2 separate regions of the Homo sapiens genome follow, and region 2 is linked to region 1. The links are chromatin loops, found by intact Hi-C in ENCODE. Cell type or tissue: mammary epithelial cell. All regions are shown on one strand. Each heading gives the region's core, and the rest is flanking DNA. Links, peaks and the distances in the headings are about the cores only. Region 1 overlaps TMPRSS7 (transmembrane serine protease 7). Region 2 overlaps C3orf52 (chromosome 3 open reading frame 52).

Region 1 (5,389 bases), core at 239-5,238:
TAATCCGACCGAAGCCCAGCTGCATTGAAAAAGCACATGAGAAGAGATTGAATCCTATCATTTCATTTTGTTAGAATTTTGCTTAGTAAAAATTATTTTCAGTCCTTCTTTAAAGGCAATCAAACACATCTGGGATTTACTTTAAAATAATCCAGTGAGGATGAGGTAGTTGTTCAGGTATTTAGAGATCAAATAGAATAGTCATGAGTGAGTTGGTAGTTGTCGAGGTTGAGTAAAGGGTGTATGAGAGTTCACTATACTATTCTCTTTACTTTTGTATCCTTGAAATTGTAGTTGCAAGTTTCAAATATTTTCAAAGGTAAAAAAGCAACCAAACAAATATGATATTAGTCCTATATATGAAATAGTACATGAGATACAGAATTTTCTATGAGATTTTTCCTTTATTTAACAAATATTTGTCAGCTACCTACCATATGCCTAGTGTATGTGTGTGTGTATAATATACTTATATATTTTTAAATACACACAAATTTATAATATACTTATAACATGTTCATATATGTATTTTATCTATAAAATTTAAATCAAAACAGAAAACTGCACAAATTTTGAGTTATGCAATCATTAAACCATTTTACTATCAAGGCAAACAATGAAATTTGCATTTGGGGCTATGAAGCAAGCTGTTTTGGAGTGTTGGACAACATTACACAGTAAAGGGACAGTTCTGTCTGGGCAAGTAAAGTAACAAGATAAACCTCAGCAAAATTCTTCCTTGTCTAGGGTTTTGTTCTTTGGGGACTTAGTTTGATGATGCATGACCTGAATAAAGGTAGGTAGAGGTACACAGTAATACATTCAATTTCGTATGTATATTGTCCCCACATCTATTGTTCAATTGCAATATACAACATTTAGCAATTTCCTTTACTAACATAGCTCCAATGTCTTTAGTTAATCCTGCGCCACTGGGATTGTGGGGTAATCCCACATTGTAATGCTTCATTACAATGTTGACTATAATCATGGCAAGTATCAGGAGTCCTGCAGGAAGGAATGCTAAAGGAAAATTACCCAACAATCACCATTTAGTACCACAGAGTCCATGTCCACAGCCAGTCCCTGCAAGCTCCCCACAGAGGTCCGGTTTATGATGCTTGTCTGGATGGAGTCCTTCAAGATGGCGGCAACACAGTCTTCACAGAAGATGTGGCCTTTGGCACGTGGCATGACAAAAACAATCCAAAAGTGGACAAGGAGGCCGCCTTTGTTGTTGCTGCTATAACGAAAAAAGAGAGATCATCAGGGACCTCATAGGACTTTACAGAGAAGAAATACCCAGATGATGGATTCAAGGTAAGGCCAATGAGCACATCCTTCAACTGAAGCTAGCTCCCTTCTTTAGGTAGTCATTGACGTCTGTTATGAAGATTGGCAAAGGACAGCATCATGTTATATGTATTCAGACCATAGTGTTGGATTCTAATCTAAAACCATTACTGTAGAGTTGCGTCTCCATGGAGAATATGCTATTTCTATGGATATCAATCAGTATTCACTGCCATTAAAATTTAAAACCATGGCTGGGCATGGTGGCTCACGCCTGTAATCCCAGCACTTTGGGAGGCTAAGGCAGGCAGATCACCTGAGGTCAGGAGTTCGAGACCAGCCTGACTAACACGGTGAAACCCTGTCTCTACTAAAACTACAAAAATTAGCCAGGCATACTGGCAGGTGCCTGTAATCACAGCTACTTGGGAGGCTGAGGCAGGAGAATTGCTTGAACCCGGGAGGCAGACGTTGCAGTGAGCTGAGATCATGCCATTGTACTCCAGCCTGGGCGACAGAGCGAGACTCTGTCTCAAAAAAGAAAAAAAATTAAAACCATTACAATGTTTGATACTCTGCCATGTCCGGGGACTGTGCTAAATCTGCTTTATCCCATTTAATCTTATGAGAAGGTCCCATTATTATTCCAGTTTTATAGGTGAGAAAACTGAAGCCGAATACAACTCCAAGTCACATAGCTAGTAGCAGATCCAGTAATTAAGCCCAATTTGGTTTCCAGTCGGCCCCCAGAGCCTGAGCTCCTAATGACATAAATACTGCCACGTTTTAGGAAAGGAACATAACATGGCATTCTGCAGGAAATGACTTGGGAAATGGAAGGTTAAGGAAACTAATCAAGTTGCTATACTCCAAGGCTTCTCAGTGCTTTAATATGTCAAAGTGGATTGTGGATTGTGAATCTCTGCAGATATATTGGGAGTGGGTGGGGGTGGGATATAATATATGGTGCACGATTTTTTCTAAAAATTATTTGACCATGAATCCCCTTTTTTCTCAGAAGATCTCTAGTGACCAGTTTTTCACTGAACATTAAGAAATCATGGTCTGTGCTTTATTTTTGCCTCCACCCTCCACCCAATATGATAGACAAGTTTATGGCCATTTTGCACAGCAGCACTGCTATAGGGGTTCAGGATTCTAGCTATGGGGAGAAGGTCGGGATTTGGTGGATAAAGAGCAAAAACACAGCAAGAAAGAAGGGCAGTGAGTTGAGTCGCTAGTTGTGCTAATACAGTATGAATCCCCAACCACTTCCAAGAAGTTACTTGGGAATGGTGGAATCTCAGCCTTTTCATAGCCTTGAATGGACTTTAGAACAATGAACACAGAAATCTCAAAACAAGGGACATGCATTACCTGACATCTGCAACAACAGACTGCTCATAAAATTTGGAGAAGGCAGATGTTGTATAAACCAGGTTTATCTGAAAAAGAATAGTTGAGGTATCTGAAGTATTTCATACTTGACTTCCTTTTACAGTATCTTAAATGTTGTAGGCCCAAGCTCTGACAGCCAGCAAGAAGAAATGCAAGCCTCAAAATAAAGGCTCCTAACTCCACACCCCGGCATTATTTCTTGAATTCAAATAAATTCTTCCTGCAACAATCTTGAGTGACTTACTTTCATTCTGCTATCTGTGAAAAATCAGTGAAAAGTCATTTATTGCTCTCTTTAAACTCAAACTTAACTTCTGTATTCTCCCCACTGCAAAGGTTAATTTTCCCCACAGTTAACAAATCAAACTCATTTAAGTACATTTTCATAGTACAGTAGTCTGACCCAACGTCTTTTCTATCAGTGCACCAGCGTCGACCATATTCTTAAGGACACATTCTCACATTAGCCACTAGGGGGCGAGTGGTACCCACAGCCAGGTCTACCAGCCCCCTTCATAACAAACTCTAGGGAAGCGCCCCAGCCATTTTAAAACTTCATAATTGGATCTCAAGGGAGAGCTCTGTTTCAATCGATTTACCTTCTTGGCCCTTACCTAGCATTTCTAAAAGCAAACTCACTCTCTTCTCCCCAGTCATTTTCTCTAGTATTCCCCTTCCTATGTAATTTGAAAACCACTTACATAATTGCCCAAGATTTAAAAACAAAAAAATTTAACCCTTAGAAATTATGAAGTGTAGTGGAAACAATATAAGCTGTGAAATTTAAATTCACTGTGCAACACAGAACATGTTGCCTAAACCTGTTTAGGCAGGATTTTTTTTTTCTTTTTCTTTTTCACCTATAAAGTGGTAATCAAAACACCCACCTCCTTGGGATAATTTTAGAAATAATTGGTATACAGTCATATGCCACATGACATTTTGGTCAATGACAGACCACATATATGACAGTAGTCCCATAAGATTATGATGGAGCTGAGCAACTCTTATCATCTAGTGATTTGTGTTACAATTGCCTACACTGTTCAGTACAGTAACATGCCGTCCAGGTTTGTGGCTTAGGAGCAGTAGGCTATACCATCTAGCCTGGGTGTGTAGTAGGCCATTCCAGCTACGTATGTGTACACACACTCTATGATGTTTGTACAACAGTATCTCCATTGTTAAGCGACACAGGACTGTATAAATATTAGAGGCAAAGGGTTTAGTGACGTACCCAGTATATAGCAGGCATTCAATAAGTAAAAGCTGCTCTGAGCACTATTGTCTTTGATGTGCCCTCTCTCTCACCACCTTTCCTCATTCTACACAGCCAGTCATTGTGTCAAGTTCATCACTATGACAACCCTCTCCAGTACCGTGGAAATACAAATTGACAGCAACGTTCTAGTTGGTAATATGTGCCAAGAGCCATGAATAGATACTTTTCTATTTGTCCAAGTAATTATGCTTTTAGGAAACCACCTAAGGGAGTAGTCAGAGATACTCACAAAGAATGTGGCAGTTTTGCTGTCACATTATCTATAGCAAAAGTTGGGAACAGCCTAAACATCCAATAAATAGGGATTTGCTAACTTTGAGTCTATTGTAACTTATATTTTTTAAAGGAAGATTTACGTGCATAGAAGCATGCAATAGCATGCTAAGAGAAAATGTTAGTTTATAAAACTGAATATAATATTCCAATATTGCACTATTCTCTATGTCTGTGTATTTCAGAATAAAAAGGGGCTTTGTCTCCGGTGATGACATTAAAGAAGATGTTAGTTTTTAAAACATAATCATCTGAATTTTGCTAATTTTTATAATAAATATGTATTAGTTCTACAATGAGAAAGTTATTTTTTTACAATGAAGAGATTGCCAGGGCATCAAGGTTGAAATAAATGTGTACAATAATGGAATTAATCGGTATGCATCTAACTTCAGAACTGGAAGGTGTTTTAAAGGTCATCTGATTCCAATTCTTTTATTTTACGGTTCAGAAGAACTGAAGCTGAGAGAGCCATTCTTTTTTTTACATTGGAGCATGGGGGCAGGGGGAGAAATTCTATCTTATAGCCAAGATGTGCTAGATTTCATGTTTTCTTCTGACACCTTCCTTTGTCTACCCTGCCCTCTACTTCCCTAAACCCTGCTCACCTGTGACACTTGTGTTCCCCTCCAGCTTCATCCCCCACCTCCCCGCAAACCCACTCTACCCTAATACCCTCTACCTCCATCGCCTCACCACTTGCTGCACAGTCCGTGACACTGAAAGAAATTCCCTGGACTCCTTTTGTCGGTATTCGGGAAGAAACTCAATGTTGGTGATGCGAAACATCCCAGCAAAGTAAAAAGCATCTTTGCTTTCTGTTTTACCTGTAAAATAGGAAAGAACAAGATTCGGAGGCTTTCCCATCTGTGTGGCAGTAAGGAATTGTCTGAGCTATGTCAGTATGAGGCTCCTAAAATAATTTTATTTTAGGCAGCTACATACTAACTGGTTCAGAGCCTGTGAACTTTTAAATGTAGGTAACAACATCTATTTCATCAGCAGCAAATAACCGTATCTCAGAATATTCCTTCTGTCCACTCTGGCAAATACTTAAGAGCAAGATTAAAAGGATCTCATGGCCCTTGTGTGTTACTTTTCTGTGGCCCATATATACCCTGCTTTATCATAATTTCTCTCTGT
Region 2 (5,389 bases), core at 275-5,274, 58 kb before region 1:
AAATTGGGCACAGTGTACACTGCTCGGGTAATGGGTGCACCAAAATCTCAGAAATCACCACCAAAGAACTTATTCATGTAACCAAATACCACCTGGTCCCCCAAAACCTACGGAAATAAAAAATAAAAATAAATAAATAAATTTAAACAATCTAAAAAAAATTTAAAGATATAAATGAAGAGAAGGAGAAAGAGAAATCTGGAGTAATCATCACAGGATACCAACTCCTGTGATAAAAGAAGCAATGAAATCTCATGCGTGGGTACCCAGAAACTGATTCTGATGTGACCTGGATGGAATCGCCTCTTCAGGAGCTTTTGTAGGAATCAAATCGAATGGAAGTTAGATAAACAGCACTCACTCCATTCAACCTAGCAATGGCAGAGAAGAATTTAATGGAGGGCAGCCTGCTCTTGCCTAGATTTTCTTATCAAAATTTCTGGGTCTGGCTGTGAACCACCTTGTCTTTGACAGGATGATCAGGATGCCCCACCCAACGGTCCTAGTCTGGCTGCAGAGCTTCCATCTTCCACAGAGGGTTCATTCTCCTGGGTTTCTCATCCCATGACTGACACCGCCATCCATCTGCCCAATCACTCAACTGGAGCTTGGAGTCATGCTCTCCTCACCACCACCCAATCAGTCATGGACTCTTATTGAGTGAGAATACCTCTTAAATCTCACGCAAATCTTCCTTATTTTCCCGACACTGCCCTAGTTCAAGTCTCCCTCATTTCTCACCTGGACTATTGTAACACCTTCTAACTGATCTCTTCCTCCTGGCTTTCTCCACCAAAACACAGAAAGGCTAAAAGGAAAAATCTAACTGTGTCAATCTGCTGATTAAAATATTTTGGTGCCTTATTGAAGAGTGGGAAAGCCTTCATGACCTGACGCCTGCCTTCCTTTTTAGCCTTATCTCTGCCAGCTGTCACCACAAAGCATGGGAAGGCCACAGTACACTACTTTGCAGATCCTTTAATGTCCCATGCTTTTTTATTTAGAACATTCCTACCTCATTTCAAAACTCATCCTGAGCATCACTTCACTTAACAGGCCTTTCATGCCTTCATCTTCACCTGAGGTAGCTCAGATGCCCCTCCTTTGCCACTGTACAACACACTAGAACATACCACACTATTATAAAACGATCTTTTTAGTCACTTCCTGTACTTGGACTGTGAGACCCCTGAAGGCACAGACAATGTGGCCCTGGCACTTGGCATGCTGTCTAGCACATCACAGACCCTCAATGAATACTATAGGTTGAATTAAATGTAGGACCTAAGGGAGTAAAAAGAACAGTGTCCTCCAGCATTTATGCAGCTGGAGGCCAGGAATCTTCCCTCTGGCTTTGCACTACAGTAAAGATATTTACTTATTTTTTTAACAAAGTTTTATTTTAGGCTCAGGAGAATACATGTGCATGTTTCTTCTATAGGTAAACTCGTGTCATGGCGGTTTGTTGTACAGATTATTTTGTCACCCAGGTACTAAGCCTAGTACCCAATAGTTACTTTTTTTCCTGCTCCTCTCCCTCTTCCCACCCTCCGCCCTTAAGTAGGCCCCAGTGTCTGTTCCTCTCTTCGTGTCCATGTGTTCTCATCATTTAGCTCCCACTTGTAAGTGAGAACATGTGGTATTTGGTCATAAAATATATTTATAAGCATCATTTTCTGCTAAAATCCAGACAAAGAATCCAAAATTGAAGCTACTTACTCTATAGCTCTATGCCAATTATTCTAGCAAAATTCATATTCTAATGTCAAGAACTCCTTAGGCAATATATAAGATGGAATTACCCTTTCGGTGAGCAGGTGAGGCAATTCCTCTTCAGCAACACACTCCTCTGGAATCTTCAGCATGATGAAGAATGTTTTGTTTGATGATAATTCAAGTATTTCATTTTCATCTTCATCAACATAAGTTACTAAAGAAAGTAGGGGAGGTGGAAATGAAAAACAAAAGTAAACACCTGCATATAATAATAAACTTATTTATTCCATTGACTGCCATACTTAAACATAACTATGAGCATCAAGGGTAAAGGCTGAACACAGCAAGCAAGTGTAAGCAGAAATGCTTTCTCCACTCAGCAAAATTGAGTAAAATACAGGGGTTTGCCTCTATCAAAATAAAAAGTTTGTTTTATGGCAAAGGGGTCTCAGATTCCACTGAATACAGACTGGGGAAAGGGCCCAAGGGAGTAGGAAGAATATGAACTTCCTTATTAGACTAAACCTGCAGCTTAGCTAGGTACACAGGTGTCAAGGCAGGTACTGGGAGACGGTGGGGGTGGCTAAACTACACTCAGAGCCCCAGGGTGTGCAGGAATTGTTCAGGTCAATGAATTAGCATGTATTAGGGTCAAGGTATATTTATAGACTCAGATTCCGAAATCATTTACATTTTATAAATGGGAAAACAGACCCAGAGGGTTGACGAGTTTGCCTAAAACAATGAGTGATGAAGGACAGGAAGTGGGAGCAAGTAACTGCATTGACTCACCTCCCAATTCTGTGCTGGCAAAGACCACCATGAAGAAGTGACATCATCGACTCAAACAACAGAGGTGACTAGAAAATGAGCATGCGAGTCCATGTCTTGAAGTCTCCCCAGGAAGACAGAGGATGAGCATGAAGTCATCACTCTAGACTATGTCTCACAGGACAGGTATGTTGACATGCTCTGCTTGCAGAAGGGAAGCTAAACTATATTCAGAGCCCCAGGGTGTGCAGGAATTACATTCCTGGGACAATTAGTTATGTATTGCTGCTTGTGTTTAATGACTGCCATCTAATTGATTTTTAAGTAGTTGGAACTAAAGGAAAATCACACAAAGTGAGGAGCCAGGCGCCAGAAGCTAGCACTACTGTGCTAATTATGCTCCCCTGGCTCCACAACAGCCTCACCAGCTGGTCCCACACAGGAGACTACCTCTCTGGCCCTGAGAAAGGCGTAGGTGGGAGGAACCAGGTGCTTATATTGCCATAGACTTTAAGACCATAGTGGAATAAATTCAGTGTTTGAGATGGAAGGACAGGTAAAAAGGAGGAAGATTCCTGGTATTCCGGTTACTTATTCTGTGATGACATCTGGAAATACGAGGCATTACGAGCAAGGAATGTGCAGAAAAGAGTTAATATAGCAGGCCTGAGATTGCTAGCATAAGAAAGGCCTCCTCAAAATTGGTCCTGGCTGGTGTCTGAGAACCTGGATTTTCCCCTGATGAGAGGGGCTCACTGTGCCTCAACTGTTTGTACAATGTGGCTAACATCTCCTTTCCTTCTGGGAGTCTGGATTTTTAGTGCATAGTAGGCAGAGGCTACGTATATGACCAAGCCCCAGTGAAAACCCCGGGTACTGAATCTCCAATAAGCTTCCCTAGTAGATGAGATCTCACATGTGTTGTCACAGCCTATCGCTGGAGGAATTAAACAAGTCTGGTGCAACTCCACTGAGAGAGGACACTTGAAAGCTTGCTCCTGGTTTTCTCTGGATTTTGCTGTAATTAATCATTTGATGTAATGTATCCTTTTGCTGTAATAGATCATAGTGATCAGTAGGACTGCATGCTGAGTCCTGTGTATCCTCCTAGCAAATTGTTGAATCTAGGAGTAATCTTGGGGACCCCCAAACGTAGGGAATTATCCCTGCGTCCTTAATTGTTATAAGTCATGACATTATGTTGTATGATTTAAAAAAAAAGTTACGCCTTCATAGCAAAAAATTTTGCAAAGTGCAGGAAATTGTAACAAAGCAAAGAAAAAAATACGAATAATCTTGCAATCAAGAGGGTTTTTTCCTCCTATACTTGATATTATATATTTAAGGTCCTAACAAATAGGTAATTTATATCCTGCTTTTTGTTGTTTGCTGCCATTATTGCTTACTTATCCTGATTGTTCTGTTGTAAACATATCAAAAGCCATTTCCCATGTGCTTAAAATTCCTTGCAAAGATTATTTCAATGGCTTCATAATGTTCATAATAGGCTCACCTATTTTCTTAAATATGACATTTATCATTTTTAGCTTTCTACTTCTATAAATAATATTTCAATGGGTATCTTTGAGCTCTATACCCACCATGTAGATTTCCATAATAGATATCAATGCCTCAGAAAACAATAGGGGATGCCAAGAGGATAGATACAAGGTTCAAATAACTGCTAAACTCAAGGACACTGAGAAGAGATGCCAAGTGTGAAAACAGGCCTCCCATAATAGCTCTGACACATATTTAATGTGTATCATTCAAATCATGAATCTGTACCAAGACCTATCTAAATAGTTGTGTGTGTCAAAATAATAACAATAGTAACAACGACAGGCTTACTCAGTCAGGAGAGTTTTTATGTCACTAATGAGATAATCTGGGCTATACTTATTCGTGTAGAAAAAACATATTTTTAAAAATCACAAAAACATGTGTTGTATGTTGAAGGAACATGAAAACAGTTCTTTGGCTAGAATATAAGAAATTAAGCTAGAGAGAGAGCCCTTAAACGCCAGATACCTTCAAGGGGTAATGGAGTGTTGTTAAACATCGCCCACGAAGAAAGTAGAGGCTGGTGTTTAATGGAGGTTAATCGGGTGGTCATGGATGGGATAAATGAAACGAGGAGAGATGAGGCAGAGAGGCCAACAGGCACAAGTTTGGAACAGACTGATTTGACTGACAGCAGAAGGAACAAAAAGAAAAAATTAATGAGAAAGCCCAGGATAGTAGAAACAGAGCTGGCTTTAAAGGCAGCCAGACTCAGTCTGAACTCCTGTTGGCTATTTGTTAGCCAGGTGACCTTGAGCAAGTCACTTAAATCTCTGAAGCTACTTCTCCAACAGAAATATCAACACCTACAATGTAGGTGATAGTAAAGATGAAAACCAACATGCATAAAGTATCCTGCATGGTGCCTTGTAGTAAGTGGGAAAGTTGCTATCAAGACACTACCAAGGAATAACTGGTAAGATTTGGCCATTATCTAGATATGAGAAAGAAGAAATCAAAAAGGTTTCCAAGATATCAAGCCCAGGAACAGGAAGAATAATAGCTACTGTATTAAGTATGACGTGCAAACATTCTACTATGCACCTTATGAATATATTTTCCTCACATAATCCTCACATTAACCCAATGAGTTAAATATTGTTGTTTTCATTTTTAAATGAAGACACTGAGGCTTAGAGAAAATGCATAATTTGTTCAGGTCAATGAATTAGCATGTATTAGGGTCAAGGTATATTTATAGACTCAGATTCCGAAATCCTTTACATTTTATAAATGGGAAAACAGGCCCAGAGGCTTGACAAGTTTGCCTAAAGTTACACAATTGGATAGTAGCAGAACTAAAATAAACTTGGTCTTATATAAAGGGTGAGTGAATGGG

Evidence for each region. Hi-C counts contacts between places; a loop is a spot of excess contacts. Peaks named below come from ENCODE experiments on the same cell type or tissue, not always from the same donor. Only the 100,000 strongest peaks of a DNase experiment are listed, where the experiment ranks them.
Region 2: it touches region 1 in a loop (4-fold over the local background); 1 of 110 quality-filtered maps calls a loop at or near these places.

The regions. Positions count from the first base shown.
Region 1 is chr3:112,041,604-112,046,992 of GRCh38, reverse strand. TMPRSS7 (transmembrane serine protease 7) reads right to left here. Exons shown (of 18, transcript NM_001395507.1): 3 at 4,943-5,073; 4 at 2,671-2,738; 5 at 1,050-1,243; 6 at 1-19. Among named protein-coding and RNA genes, the nearest start is that of TMPRSS7, 9.6 kb to the right of the region's middle. In mammary epithelial cell, for the core only: a CTCF peak has its summit at 3,161 (motif pointing right); a DNase peak (open chromatin) is centred at 3,172; H3K27ac peaks cover 250 bases.
Region 2 is chr3:112,099,379-112,104,767 of GRCh38, reverse strand. It overlaps C3orf52 (chromosome 3 open reading frame 52), which reads right to left. Exons shown (of 6, transcript NM_024616.3): 3 at 1,803-1,930. Among named protein-coding and RNA genes, the nearest start is that of MIR567, 11 kb to the left of the region's middle. RefSeq lists an enhancer at 1,928-3,127. In mammary epithelial cell, for the core only: no CTCF peak of the experiment used is centred there; a DNase peak (open chromatin) is centred at 2,617; H3K27ac peaks cover 1,466 bases.